Linked DNA regions of Homo sapiens: regions 2 and 3 are each linked to region 1. Evidence: chromatin contacts called from ENCODE Hi-C or POLR2A ChIA-PET data. All regions are on one chromosome and are shown on one strand. Each heading gives the region's core, a stretch centred on a gene start or an enhancer-like site at or near the end of the contact. The rest is flanking DNA. Distances are from core to core; before and after follow the strand shown.

The links. Hi-C counts contacts between places; a loop is a spot of excess contacts on that map. ChIA-PET counts read pairs that join two places held with the same protein, here RNA polymerase II (POLR2A). Pooled maps may share reads with other maps.
Region 2: a pooled map shows a loop between it and region 1 (3-fold over the local background). The contact joins two enhancer-like sites. A Hi-C loop is called at or near these places in 1 of 50 pooled maps. POLR2A ChIA-PET finds 5 or more read pairs at or near these places in 3 of 52 experiments (A673, activated T-cell and activated naive CD4-positive, alpha-beta T cell).
Region 3: a loop to region 1 is called in a pooled map, with 4 times the contacts of the local background. The contact joins the promoter of KRTAP4-12 here to the enhancer-like site in region 1. A Hi-C loop is called at or near these places in 4 of 50 pooled maps.

The regions. Positions count from the first base shown.
Region 1 is chr17:41,646,809-41,651,416 of GRCh38, reverse strand. It overlaps LOC124904004 (a long non-coding RNA gene), which reads left to right. Exons shown (of 2, transcript XR_007065756.1): 2 at 2,503-4,140. Among named protein-coding and RNA genes, the nearest start is that of KRT17, 25 kb to the right of the region's middle. RefSeq lists enhancers at 2,767-2,876, 3,275-3,434, 3,465-3,614, 3,167-4,042. Within about 2 kb of position 2,621, at least 22 of the 41 ENCODE cell types and tissues checked have a DNase peak (open chromatin) inside an H3K27ac peak, as active enhancers do.
Region 2 is chr17:40,725,440-40,730,047 of GRCh38, reverse strand. No RefSeq gene overlaps it. Among named protein-coding and RNA genes, the nearest start is that of KRT24, 24 kb to the right of the region's middle. Within about 2 kb of position 1,952, at least 2 of the 41 ENCODE cell types and tissues checked have a DNase peak (open chromatin) inside an H3K27ac peak, as active enhancers do.
Region 3 is chr17:41,121,868-41,126,475 of GRCh38, reverse strand. It overlaps KRTAP4-12 (keratin associated protein 4-12), which reads left to right and starts at 2,294. Exons shown (of 1, transcript NM_031854.3): 1 at 2,294-3,385. The coding sequence starts at 2,354. The coding sequence ends at 2,959. RefSeq lists an enhancer at 2,614-3,167.

The DNA of each region.
Region 1 (4,608 bases), core at 1,372-3,871:
GGGAAGAACGTGGCTGTACCTGTGGGGGGTTTCCCTGGACCAGTGGTGGGCTCCTGGGCCTGCTCTGCTCCTGGAATGGAGGCTGAGGACCACCTGCCCTCCTGCAGGTTTTGGGTACAAGCTGTGTGCCTCTGCAGAGCAGCTGTGTCCTCTCCTGTCCTGTGCAGTTAATCAGGGCTCCCTGTGGCTTTCAGGAGCAAGGCCCCGCTCCCTCGTGTGGCACGCAGGGCCTCTCCCAGGTGGGCCTCTCCCAGGTGGGCCCCTGCTCACCTTGCCAGGCCCAGCCCCCACCCCCTGCCTTTCCAGCCAGCTCCCCTGGCCTGGGACATCTCATGCTTCCCTGAGGGTGCCCCCTGCCATGGCATGTGCCCATCACCCTGCCTGGAAGGCCGGCATCTCCTGTGTCTCCTGCTGTGCTGGACCTGCTCAGATCCTTTCCCCACCTGTCCTGCCTTGAGGCTGGGTCAGGGACCCCTCATGGGCACTCCCACAGGCCAGCCTGCACAGGTCTCCACGGTGTCTCGTGAGGTCCAGGAGCTCCCCAAGATCAGGGCCTGCTGTGTGTCCCCTGTCATGTCCCCAGGTCAGGCTCTCCCACGTATGGGCTGGGGAGTGAGAGGATGAGCTAGTGAGTGGGTACAGGAAGCCCGGGGAGTTCCTCTGAGGCCCAGTCCTGGCCCCGATTCTGCTTCCTCCAGTCCAGGAGGAATATCCCTCTACCTTGGGACTGGGGTCTCCTGGGAACATTCTAGAAATCTCTCTTGCAATCAGGGAGGATACAAGCCCCTCCTCTTTCCTGATGAGGATGTAAGATTAACAGGCCAGAGTGGCAATGGCGTCTTTGTGTGAGTGTGTAAGGTGTGTACCCGTGAGAGGTTGTGTGAATGTGAAAGTTTGCGCGTGTGTCCATGAGTGGGTGACAGTGTGGACATGAGTCTATGAGTGTGAGTGTGAGTATGGGGAAGTTTGTGAGTATGGGGAAGTTTGTGAGCATGTGCTGGTGTGTGTGAGTCTGGGAATGTCAGTGTATGTGTGTGAATGTACATGTGAGCGGCACGTGAATGGGTATGAGTCTTTGAGTGTGTGTCAGCCTGTGAGCATGTGCCTGTGTGTGAATCTGGGAGTGTGAGTGTGTGTATGAGCTGTGTGTGAACGTGTGTGTGAGTCTTTGTGTGTGCATGTGTCTGAGAGTGTCAATGTGTGTGTGAATGTGTGTATATGAGTCTTTGAGTGTGTATCTGTGAGCATGCGCCTGTGTGTGAATCTGGGAGTGTGTGTGTGAGCTGTGTGTGAACGTGTGTGTGTGAGTCTTTGTGTGTGCGCATGTCTGAGAGTGTCAATGTGTGTGTGTGGATGTGCCTGTGAGCTATGTGTGAATGTGTATATAGGAGTCTTTGAGTGTGTGTGTATCGATCTGTGAGCATGCGCCTGTGTGTGAATCTGGGAGTGTGAGTGTGCATGTGAACTGTGTGTGAATGTGTGTATATGAGTCTTTGAGTGTGTGTCAGCCTGTGAGCATGTGCCTGTGTGTGAATTTGAGAGTGTAAATGTTCGTATGAGCTGTGTGTGAATGTACGTGTATCAGTCTGTGTGTGTCTGAGAGTCTCAATGTGTGTGTGTATGTGCATGTGAGCTATGTGTGAACGTGTGTGTATGAGTCTTTGAGCATGTGTGTGTCAACCTGTGAGCATGCACCTGTGTATGAATCTGGAAGTGTGTGTGTGTGTGTGTGAGCTGCGTGTCGATGTGTGGCTTATCCTGCAGGAGTGCTGACCCGGGACTCCGGGCGGTAAAGAAGCCTGGGTCCAGGCTCTCCCCTTCCCCAAAGCCACAGGCAACCCCAGAGACACTCAGAGCCCTCTGCATTCTGGGGGTTCTGGGGGCGATCTGGGGAGCTTGTAGGCTCACTTTGCTCCACTGAGCGATGAGTGGTCTTTCCACATTCTAGAGAGGGCTCGGAGGCCTTTATTTTGAAAAGAGTAATACTGAATAGATTCAAAATAATATTTACAAAATATGTGTAGGATTTAAGAATGAAGGCACTGCCGGGCGCTGTGGCTCACGCCAGTAATCCCAGCACTTTGGGAGGCCGAGGTGGGCGGATCACCTGAGGTCAGGAGTTCGAGACCAGCCTGGCCAACATGGTGAAACCCTGTCTCTACTAAAAATACAAAAATTAGCCGGGCGTGGTGGCAGGCGCCTGTAATCCCAGCTACTTGGGAGGCTGAGGCAGGAGAATCGCTTGAACCCAGGAGGTGGAGGTTGCAGTGAGCCGAGATCACCCCATTTCACTCCAGCCTGGGCGACAAGAGTGAAACTCGACCTCAAAAAAAAAAAAAAAAAAAAAAAAGAAAAAAACAAAAAAAGAATAAAAGCACAACAAACATCCGTGAATCCACTGCCCAATTTTGGACATTTTAGCTTCGATGTGCGCCTCGCGCTCTGCCCGCAGTGTAACCGCTAGCCTGGATTTGGGATTTGATTCCTTGCTTTCCTTTACAGATTTGAAGTCCTTCCCCCAGGCCCTGGACGGGGAAACTCAGGACTCCTCTCCGGGTAGAGTCTGGCAGCAGTCGGGCCAGAACAGCTCAGTGCTGCCCTCTGGGGGCGAGGCCGCGGCTTCCTCCTGCTCAGCCCCAGCCTGGGTTGGAAGGAGCCCACCCAGCTAAGCGTGGCGAGACCCGACAGAGGGGTGGGCGCAGTCACTGCCCACACACCTGCAAGGCACGCCTGGACGCACATCCGCATGTGGCCATGCACAGGTGTGCACACGGACTTTACCCTCGTTCGTTTGTATTATGTCCCCCGTTGGTGTCACACCCCGCGTGGGAAGCCCAGAAGCCGCTGCCGCTCCTCAGGAGTTGACAGGAGGGAGAGGTCCCCGCGGGTGGAGCGTGTCTGCTCCAGGGACCCTCAGACTCGGGGCCGGGCAAGCTGGAGGGAAGGCTGGTTTTGGGGTTAGCAGTTTATTAACAGAGGGACTTGAGCGGGTGGGCGTGGGGGAGGGACACGTGCCAAAGGCAGGGAAGGGCTTTTTTGAGATGGAGGGATGGGGGATAGGGGGTGATACACAGCGCAGGCCAGCTTCAGAAGGGAATGTTGTGTCCATGCGCCTGGAGGCAGAGGCATGGACACACGGCCCAGCCGGGGCCTGGTGCTCTGGCTGTTAAGGGACTAGAGACGGTGAAGCTGAAGATGGCGAGGAGGAGCCAGGACCCTGGGGGAGAAGGAGTAGTTTGCAGAGCGCAGGTGGAGGATGGGTCTCCAGGGTCCCTGCATTCCTCCCGCGGCCTCGCGGGCTCCTCTCGGGACTGCAGCGCAGAGGCGCCACCCAAGATGGCCAGCAGAGGGCGCTCCTGCTACAGATTTGGGGATCCCGGGCGGCCGGAGCGTGTCCCCGTTTAACAGGGCATGAGCCTTGGAAGGCGGCTGGGCCTGGGGTCTCCATGGGGAGCACTAGAGCCTGCCCCTTGGGAGCCACCGAGCACAAGAATGAGGAGAGACGACCTCATGAGGTGGGAACCCCACAGGGTTCCATGCATCCTTTTCTGCTGCTGCCGGGTCAGGCATTTGTCTGGTCAATGCTTCCATCCTTTTGTCCCAAGGTGGTGCCTTTTAAATCACCCCCGGAGATGTGACTGGCCCGCCTAACCTGCCCTGGAGGTCTTCCTCCAGGCCAGGGGTCTGTTAGGGCCAGCTAGCCTTTCTAGAAAGTTCCCTGGGTTCTAGCCCCTGCAGCTTCCCTGGTGGCCCCTTGCTCCTGCTTCCTGTCCCTGCCTCTGGGAGGAGGACTTGCTTGTCTGGTCTCCTTCCTCACCCTGCCTCATCCAAGGAGGCTTCTCCATCGCTGCCGGTGCATCCTGCAGTTCTGAGGACCAGACGCACCCTTGGTCTTCTGCCGTAAAGAGTTACGGGCGTTCACGCAGCTGGCGGGTGAACACTGCCAGGTCCCCTGCTTGGCTTGAGGTGTGGCAGCCGCCATCAACTACTGGGGGAGGCGACTAGGGAGGAGAAAATCCCTTCGGTTGTGAATTCTGCCTTCCACCTCCCAGCATCTCCACCTGGACAGAGGGACCACACACTCAAGCCATTTACTCATTGATTTTTAAATTAAATTAAATTAAATTTATTTTAAAATTATTAAATTTTAATTATATATTTATTTGTAATTATATTTAAATAATTAAATCTGTTTATAATATAAAATTATAAAATTTAATTTATAAATTTTAAATTATTTAAAATAAATTAAAATTTATTTTATTTTATTATTATTTTTTGAGACAGAGTTTCGCTTTTGTTGCCCAGGCTGGAGTGCAATGGTGTGATCTTGGCTCAGTGCAACCTCTGCCTCCTGGGTTCAAGCGATTCTCCTGCCTCAGCCTCCAGAGTAGCTGGGATTACAGGAATACGCTACCACGCCCGGCTAATTTTTTGTATTTTTACTAGAGACGGGGTTTCTCCATGTTGGTCAGGCTGGTCTCGAACTCCTGACCTCAGGTGATCTACCCGCCTCGGCCTTCCAAAGTGCTGGGATTACAGGTGTGAGCCACTGCACCCAGCAACATTTATTTTATTTTATTTTTATTTACTATTATTATTTTTCAG
Region 2 (4,608 bases), core at 703-3,202, 920 kb after region 1:
CAACACTTGGACAATTAATAATATCTCCCTACTGTTTCTCAGCAGGCGAAAAAAAAATGCAAATTATTTTTCGGACACTTACTGAACATGGTGAAGAATATGTAAGAGAAGACTTGCTGTGATTATATAAAATACAACAAAAATTATACATGAAGGGTTTCTCCCCACTGCCCCACCCCCACCCCCCTGCCTCTGTCTCCCAGGCTAGAATGCAGTGGCACAATCCTATCTCACCCTAACCTCAAACTCCTGGACTCAAGTGATCCTCCCGCCTCAGCCTCCTGAGTAGCCAGGACTACAGGTATGCACTACTATGCCCAGCTAACTTTTTAATTTCTTTTTGTAGAGACAAGTTCTCGATATATTGACCAGGCTTATATATGAAATTCTTTAAGAGCAGGGACTATTACTTGTTAGTTTTATTCCCAAGGTTTAGCAGAATGTTTTTGCAAGATGCTCAATAAATATTAAATAATTGATAAAAGTTGACTTACTACTGATAATGTAAAATAGAAGATAAATAACCAGCCTGGGCAACATGATGAAACCCCGTCTCTACAAAAAACACAAGAATTAGCCAGGTGTGGTGGTGCATGCAGCTACTAGGGAGGACAAAGGGGGAGGATCTCTTGAGCCCAGGAGGCAGAGGTTGCAGTAAACCAAGATCGCTCCCCAACACTTTAGCCTGGGTAACAGAGCCAGACCCTGTCTCAAATATATATATATACAATTTACATTTATATATTATATATATTTATTTATATATTATATATAAGATGTATAATATATAACAATAATAAAATAGCTAAATAGAATAATTGATAAATGAATAGAATAATAAATTGAATAATAAAAGAATAATAAATAAGCAGAATAATGGAGTGATAGAAAAATTGTAAATGAATGAAGCAATAGCACCAACTTTTAACTGCTATGTTCATCATAAACAGCACAGTGAGTTTGAAATATTCATATTACCTTGTTATACAATATACAATATGAGCAACATGGGCATTACATGTATCCTTGTCCAAAATAAATTATTCTGAAGCTATCAACATTTCCATCTTTAATCTTTAAAATCTGTATCTTATAGCAGGAAGATGTGGTTCCAGTTTTTTCAGATATTTTAATACAATTTCCTCTTTGGATACAACACCAAAATCTACAAAGCCATGTAAGGAAGAATAATCTTCATCTTGTCAGTAAACAAATAAAAGTGCAGGTGTCTTGGATCTTTGTTCAAGCACTATCACTAACTCATTCGAGATCTTAAAGAAACCACTACTCTGAGTTAAGACTTTTTAAAATTAAGATTTTTGAATTTTAAAAGGAAGGAGGCCGGGCACGGTGGCTCATGCCTGTAATCCCAGCACTTTAGGAGGTCGAGGCGGGTGGATCACGAGGTCAGGAGATCGAGACCATCCTGGTTAACACGGTGAAACCCCGTCTCTACTAAACAAAATACAAAAAATTAGCCAGGCGTGGTGGCGGGCGCCTGTAGTCCCAGCTACTCGGGAGGCTGAGGCAGGAGAATGGCGTGAACCTGGGAGACGGACCTTGCAGTGAGCCGAGATCGCGCCACTGCACTCCAGCCTGGGCGACAGAGAGAGACTCCGTCTCAAAAAAAAAAAAAAAAAAAAAAAAAGGAAGGAATTCATCTGCCTTCCTTTAAGTTCTTCATCCCTTTCTAGATGGTAGAGAATTTCACTAAATTTGCCTGAAGTTACTGGACTTGATATCAGGGGGAAAAAAAATACACGTAATTTAATAGAAAACATTTGGGAAAATATTTTTATTTGAAACAATTTTAACCACTTTTCCAAAACACCAGCATCAAAACTGGGTTTATGTAGAGTGCAAAATGGAGGTCAACGACACAGGCAATGCCCTGAAAACTTTCACAACTGCTGGCCTGGAAATGAATATGAAACCAAACTGAAGAAAGTGACTCACCACAGAAGGGAATCACGCCTCAATGCTTTTCCACCTCTCCTCCAAAACAATCATTTTCTTCAGGGTTTGTTTTAGGAAAAAAAAAAAATCAGAGAAAATAGAAGTATAGATTTTTCCTGTTTTAATGTAATCTTTTCTGTTCCTTTTGATTAGGCAATGAGATTGCGGAATAGTCTAGTAGTCATATAATTACTGTAAGGAATGCTGCCCCAGCTGCCGACCGGTCTTAATATTTGAATGTTGATAAACGTAACGCAACATTTTTGTCAAGCAAAACTATTAAGAAGCTAAAGAACAATTCAATTAATAGAGTAGCTAGTCAAATATATAAGTATAAATAAAATAGGGGTATATTTCAGAGCTCTGTTTTGCCAAGATGTTATAGCTCAGAGTAAGTCATGGCCAGCTCAGTTCTCCACTGAAGCAGCAAGATATGAGATCATGAAACTGAAAAACGTATTCTTCACACCCATGACACTGAGCTACAATCCCTAATAGCTAAGGTATGTGAGAGCAGCTGAATACAACCTCAAACTTAAATCAGAAAGAATCCATAGATAGGGTCTACATCTTTTTTTGTAAATAATTATATATAAAAATTTCAAAGATAAGCCCCTTAGAAAAGACATCAAATGGAACACCAAATGTACATAGAAAAATGGTGAGGACTATGACGGACCTTTCAATAGATGAAGTTAGGCTGACCTCCCGGTTTAGAAACATATGGTCTTATGGAATAACTAATACAGTACAAATGCAAGAAAACAGCAATAAAAATGATCAAACCTTATGCTTGAATATGGAATTACAATTTACAGAGTGCTCTGCGCTCTCCATTTGATGTGATAATCCTATGCCATGTGTAGGGCAGGAACTATTATCCTTAATTTTACAGGTGAAAAAACTATGGCTCAAGAAATCGAAGTTTCTAGATGAAGTTAAGGCTTCTTGGTAACTAGTAGAGTTCTACCACTAGAGGACTCTACTAGTTCTGACCCTAAATCCAGGCAGACTTCTGCAAATAATATGAGTGCATAGACCTGAGTTGGAATCTCAGTTCCAACACTTCCCAGATATCTGGCCCTGGGAAAGTCACTTCATTTCTTTAAGTTTTGTTGCAGGTTGACTCTCAGTGAGTAGATGCTGAGACTGAGTTTGAGGATCAAAAGTTATCCTAAGGAGTAATACTTATGAAAGGAAAAGGGAGAAAGCAAGACCAGGGAGGGTTTTAGTCTTTTGCAGGATAGTTAGCAGACTGATGCAGACCAAAGTCTCTGTCAGCCCCGTGAGAGTTCTGGAACAAAGATTGCCCATTGGCCCCTAGCATGCCCCAAAAATAAGTCATCACCATTTATCAACTGCATCAGATAGGCCCATTTTATTTTTTTATAATTTCAAGTGACTTTTACAAATAATATACAGAAGATATAAAAGATAGCACAAAACTAATTTATTTAAAATGTTAATATAAACTAAAACATAGAAAACCCAAATTTTTATTCTATAATTTTGTGGTTTGGAAGTATATATACCTAAAATGGGCAACATCTTTGAATGCATGTCATGCATGCCCCTGGAACATACCCATTCTGTATTTATGGATTCCAGATTTCAAATGCATCTGTAATAGGTTCTAGTTCATCATTACTTTCAACTCTTGCACTTGCAGCTACAAAATGCAATAAGTTTGGGAACTTTAATAGCTCACAAGATTTTTTAAGAGAGGAGCCACCCTCTTTGCTCCATAATTGCAAAACATTTTCATTTATAAATATCAATTGTATAATCAATCTAATGTTTTTTATTTCTACATTACCTATTTCCTCCCAATCAACCTTTGTATACACACCTGCCTTTAACACCTGTGCACTTGCAAATCATATCGCATAAATTTTGGAACAAACATCATAAAAGATGAAAGAATACTGTCCACCTTCTTTCAGCAAAATGGAATGGCCCAGGAGCTTGTGGCAAAATATTGTATGATGAAATTATTTCTGTCGAATGAGTATAGATGATGTATTAGTCTGTTCTCAAGCTAGTAAAGACATACAAGAGACTGGGTAATTTATTTTTAAAAAGAGGTTTAATGGACTCACAGTTCCACATGGCTAGGGAAGCCTCACAATCATGGTAGAAGGTGAAGGAGGAGCAAAGGCACATCTTACGTGGCGGCAGGCAAGGGAGAGTGTGCAGGGAACTGCACCTTATAAAACCCTCAGATCTCGTGAGATTTATTCACTATCACAAGAACAGCAAGGGGAAAAACTGCCCCCATGATTCAATTACCTCCCACCAGGTACCTCCCATGACATGTGGGGATTATTGGAGCCACAATTCAAGATGAGATTTGGGTGGGGACACAGCCAAACCATAAATAAATTACCCTTTAAATCTTGATATAGAGAAAATTATTCTAGAATATCATCATCTGGACATTCATAGTCCAAGATCTGCTTAAGCAATCAACTTCACCATTCTCTTTAGAGTCTAAAGTGTTGCTATCTCTCCTATGCGTCATTTTCTGATTTTTCTAAAAATCGTCAAACATATTCCTCAATTTTCTTCTCTTTGCCATTACGGGCAGAAATTCTAAAACTAAATTTTCAATATTGTTCAGTTATAATTTAAAAAAAGAGAGACTCAAAGCTG
Region 3 (4,608 bases), core at 1,045-3,544, 520 kb after region 1:
CTTGTGCAATATCTTTCATATATTTACCTGAGTATCTTTGAGATATTTTATGGAATTGGGATAGCTGAGTCAAAGAATAATGCTGCTAGTTATTGCCAAACCTTCACAAGACAAATACGAGCATGCCTATTTTCACATCATCTCACTTCCAGAGAATGCTATCAGATTTTGAATTTTTGATAATCTAACAGGTGAGAAGTATCGTACCATATTATTTCATTTCTCTTACTATGCATGAGATTGAGTATATTTATATGGTGGTAAAATATTTGCATTTTATTTTCCCATTAGGCTGTTGGTCTGTTTTCTATCTATTTCCAGAAGCCTTTTTTTCTTCTTCTTCTGTCACCCAGGCTGGAGTGCAGTGGTGCAATCTTGGCTCACTGCAACCTCCGCCTCCTGGGCTCAGGCAATCCTCCCACCTTAGCTTCCTGAGTAGCTGGGACCACAGACCACAGATGCATGCCACCTCGCCATTTTTTTTTTTTTTTTTGCTTTTTTTTGTTTTTTTGGTAGAGATGGGGTTTTGCCAAGTTAACCAAGTTGGTCTCAAATTCCTAACCTCAAACAATCCGCCTGCCTTGGCATCCCAAAGTGCTGGGATTACAGGTGTGAGCCACCGTGTCCAGTCTCAGAAGTCTTTTATATACTATTAACCCTTTGTCCGTGATATTAATTGCTAGTTCTTTTTTTATTATTTAGTCATTTGTGTTTTTACTTTGTTTATGATGGTTTCTTACCATACATTTTTTTTTTTTAAATTTTACTTTAAGTTTTGGGATACATGTGCAGAACATGCAGGTCTGTTACATAGTTATACATATGCCATGATGGTTTGCTGCACCTATCAATCCGTCATCTGGGTTTTAAGCCCGACATGCATCAGGTATTTGTCCTAATGCTCTCCCTCCCCTTGTCCCTCACCCCCGACAGGCTCCAGTGTGTGATGTTCCCCTCCCTGTGTCCATGTGATCTCATTGTTCAACTCCCACTTAGGAGTGAGAACATACCTTGCATCTTTTTAATTATAAATAATTGTTTTTAAATATCAGGAGGGATTTAATTGCAAAATGTTCATGCGCAAAATGTTCCTTGAACACTCTAGGAGAGACGCCCTTTCCCTGTTACAGACTGTGTGACTTCAATCTATCTGGGCCTCAAGTACCTTGGATGTAAAGAATTTAGAAAAATTGTGTCTACATAGCAGAATCCTTGTGAAGTATAAACAAGATAACAATTATAGAGGACTCAGAAAATTCCTGACACATAGTAAGCACTCAAAAAATTATAACTATTAGTATTGTTTCATCTTTCATTGGAAGTGTACAGATTAAATACATAATTGTTATTTTGTTCACTAATCACACCATTCTCTAAATAGTTGCTAAATTCTTTCCTATACATGTTTCTTATTTGTCTTGTTTAAGCTTCTGTAGGACAGAAATTAAACTTGATCCTTTGTTTCTTTTCTCCATGTATCAAGCAAAATATCTCCAACATACATTGTGAGAAAAAGCAGCTTTCGAGTATGAGAAAATCTACTTTCAATAACACTTCAGTTAAACACATTCAGTGGGTATCTTGACTTACCAACAAAATAGAACAAAAATGTTCCTTATGATCCCCATCTCTGAAGAACATGCCAACAATAATTTATAAAGGGACCTATCATGCCAATGTATTTTTACTTGTAAAGCAATGAATCATTGCATTATATCTGTTTCAAGCTAAATAGAGTCAATAACATGAAACAGGAATTTCAGTGGGATCTTTTATATCTCACTGACCAGCCACAAAATTCAAAGGAATCACAGTGTTCCTTATTATACACAAGTTACCTCCTATCACCCCCCAAAGATGAATCTTTCATCACATTTTCCTACCAGCATTCTATGTAATTTATTTTTAACCTCTTTGAGAGCAGAGGAGATTTAGTCATCATAAAATCTATTTTCAACTTATTATCCAGGAGTCAAATAAATAAAGAATTAACTTATGAAATCCAATCAAACAATGTCATGTAATGGGTCTACACATCAGAAGACACATCAGATGAAGGAAGGAGAATGAGAGCTGATTCACTTGGCTTAACCAAATTGGATAGCTCAGAATACAACAGGAAAAGGAAATGTTGCCTTTTCTATTTATAGAAATATTTACCAGATAAGGACAACTATCTAATTTACTAAAAAACAACTGATTCTCTATTAGTAATGTGCAAACCACAAGATTATTCACATTGTCATAGTGGTTCTCAGCAGGGTATAAAAAGCAAAAGAGAGAACAAGGAGAGATCAAACTCAGAACACTCACTCTCCTGGAAACCCACCGAGAACCTCCACCCTCTGACACCATGGTCAACTCCTGTTGTGGCTCTGTGTGCTCTGACCAGGGCTGTGGCCTGGAGAACTGCTGCCGCCCCAGCTGCTGCCAGACCACCTGCTGCAGGACCACCTGCTGCCGCCCCAGCTGCTGTGTGTCCAGCTGCTGCAGGCCCCAGTGCTGCCAGTCTGTGTGCTGTCAGCCCACCTGCTGCCGCCCCAGCTGCTGTCAGACCACCTGCTGTAGGACCACCTGCTGCCGCCCCAGCTGCTGTGTGTCCAGCTGCTGCAGACCCCAGTGCTGCCAGTCTGTGTGCTGCCAGCCCACCTGCTGCCGCCCCAGCTGCTGTCAGACCACCTGCTGCAGGACCACTTGCTGCCGCCCCAGCTGCTGTGTGTCCAGCTGCTGCAGACCCCAGTGCTGCCAGTCTGTGTGCTGCCAGCCCACCTGCTGCCGCCCCAGCTGCTGCATCTCCAGCAGCTGCTGCCCCTCTTGCTGTGAATCCAGCTGCTGCCGCCCCTGCTGCTGCCTGCGTCCAGTCTGTGGCCGAGTCTCCTGCCACACCACTTGCTATCGCCCAACCTGTGTCATCTCCACCTGCCCCCGCCCCTTGTGCTGTGCCTCCTCTTGCTGCTAAATCTCTGCTGTGAACACACCACTTCCTTATTACGTCCTTTCCTACAGATGAAGGCTCTCATTGCAAACATGCGGACTGTTCAAGAGAATTGATCTGGGTCCCATAAGCAAACCTCATCCTTAGAAATTCTGTATTTGCATTCTACCTTTTGTCCAAACTCCCTTCCTTCCAAAGGAATTCATTGACAATCTCCTAATAAATTGACAAATTGTCCTCCAACATCCTCCCACCTCTTTGACTTCAGGACATTTATTCATCATGCCTAAGGAATTTGAAGATTGCCTCCATCATTTGTAGGGCCACAGATCTTAAAGCCTCCAACCTTGAAGTCCAGTGAAGTCTCTCTCTTAAAGTCTTTTGCAAACATTTTTGTACCTTGTTATTTCCATGTACCAAAATAAACCTCTATTCTATTGGCACTGAAAATTGAATATGATTCTTATTCTCTTTTTAAAAAGGGTTTTATATTTAGGTCCTGGGTGATTACATTTAACTACACCTGTAGGGCTCACAGCACAGATTAGTCAACCTTCTAACAGAGGTCAACTGACATCGATCACTGCCTAGTTTTTTTCTAGAAAAGTCTTTTCAGGCTTAGGCAAATCAATTAGTCATTTTGTATTCTTTAGACAAAAAGAGTGAAGCTGAAGTCATGAAATATCCATGAATATAACAACAGGGGAAACGTTTTGAAAGATTGATCACAACTCATCATCTTTTAAAAAATAATTTCAACTTTTATTTTAGAATCAAAGAGTACATATTCGTATTTGTTACATGTTGTGTGATGCTGAGGTTTGGGCTACAAATGATTCTGTCACCAGGTACTGAGCAGTGGGTCATTTTTAGCCCTTCCTCTCTCCCTCTCTCCCCCCTTTTTGGAGTCCCCAATTGTTCTCATCTTTGTGTCCATGTGTATCCAATGTTTAGCTCCCATTTGTAAGTGACAACATGCAATATTTGGTTTTCTGTTCCTGGAAAAATTTGCTTAAGATAATGTCCTCCAGCCACATCCATGTTGCTGCAAAGGACAAAATTTCATTCTTTTTTATGGCTGTGTAGTATTCCATGGTGTGAAAATGTCACATGTTCTTTATCCAATGCACTGTTGATGGGCACCTAGACTGATTCCATGTCTTTACTATTGTGCACAGAGCTGTGATCTTTTAAAACACTGTATTTCAATTTCTTTTTTTTTCCAGTAAAAGCAGCTATTAGGTGGTTTAGCAAAGTCCATGTATTTTCTACTGAGTCATGTGTAATGAATCCTCAACACAAACACAGTGGATCTCCTTCATTCTGACTGGCAGAGTTTCAATGGGGAGTTCATGCTGCCATGTAGAGAGGGCCACCTTCACGGCCAGGCAGGTGATGGAAATGAAGGAAGCAGGCCTAGTGAAAACTCACAGGTATGCTGGAGACTGATTTTTTTTCTTTTCGTCCAAAGTCATGCCCTTTTTTTAGGATGAAACTATAAAGACCCACATTTCTCCCCAACTAGGGATGCCTCTAATGGGTCATCTCATCTCCAGAACTCCCTATAGGTTCATCTGAGACTTCCACGGAGATTGCCCTGCAGTTTGATTTATCCCAGTGTCAAACTTGATCTTTCTCTCACTTTCCCTTCCTTTCCCTTCCCTTCCCTTCCC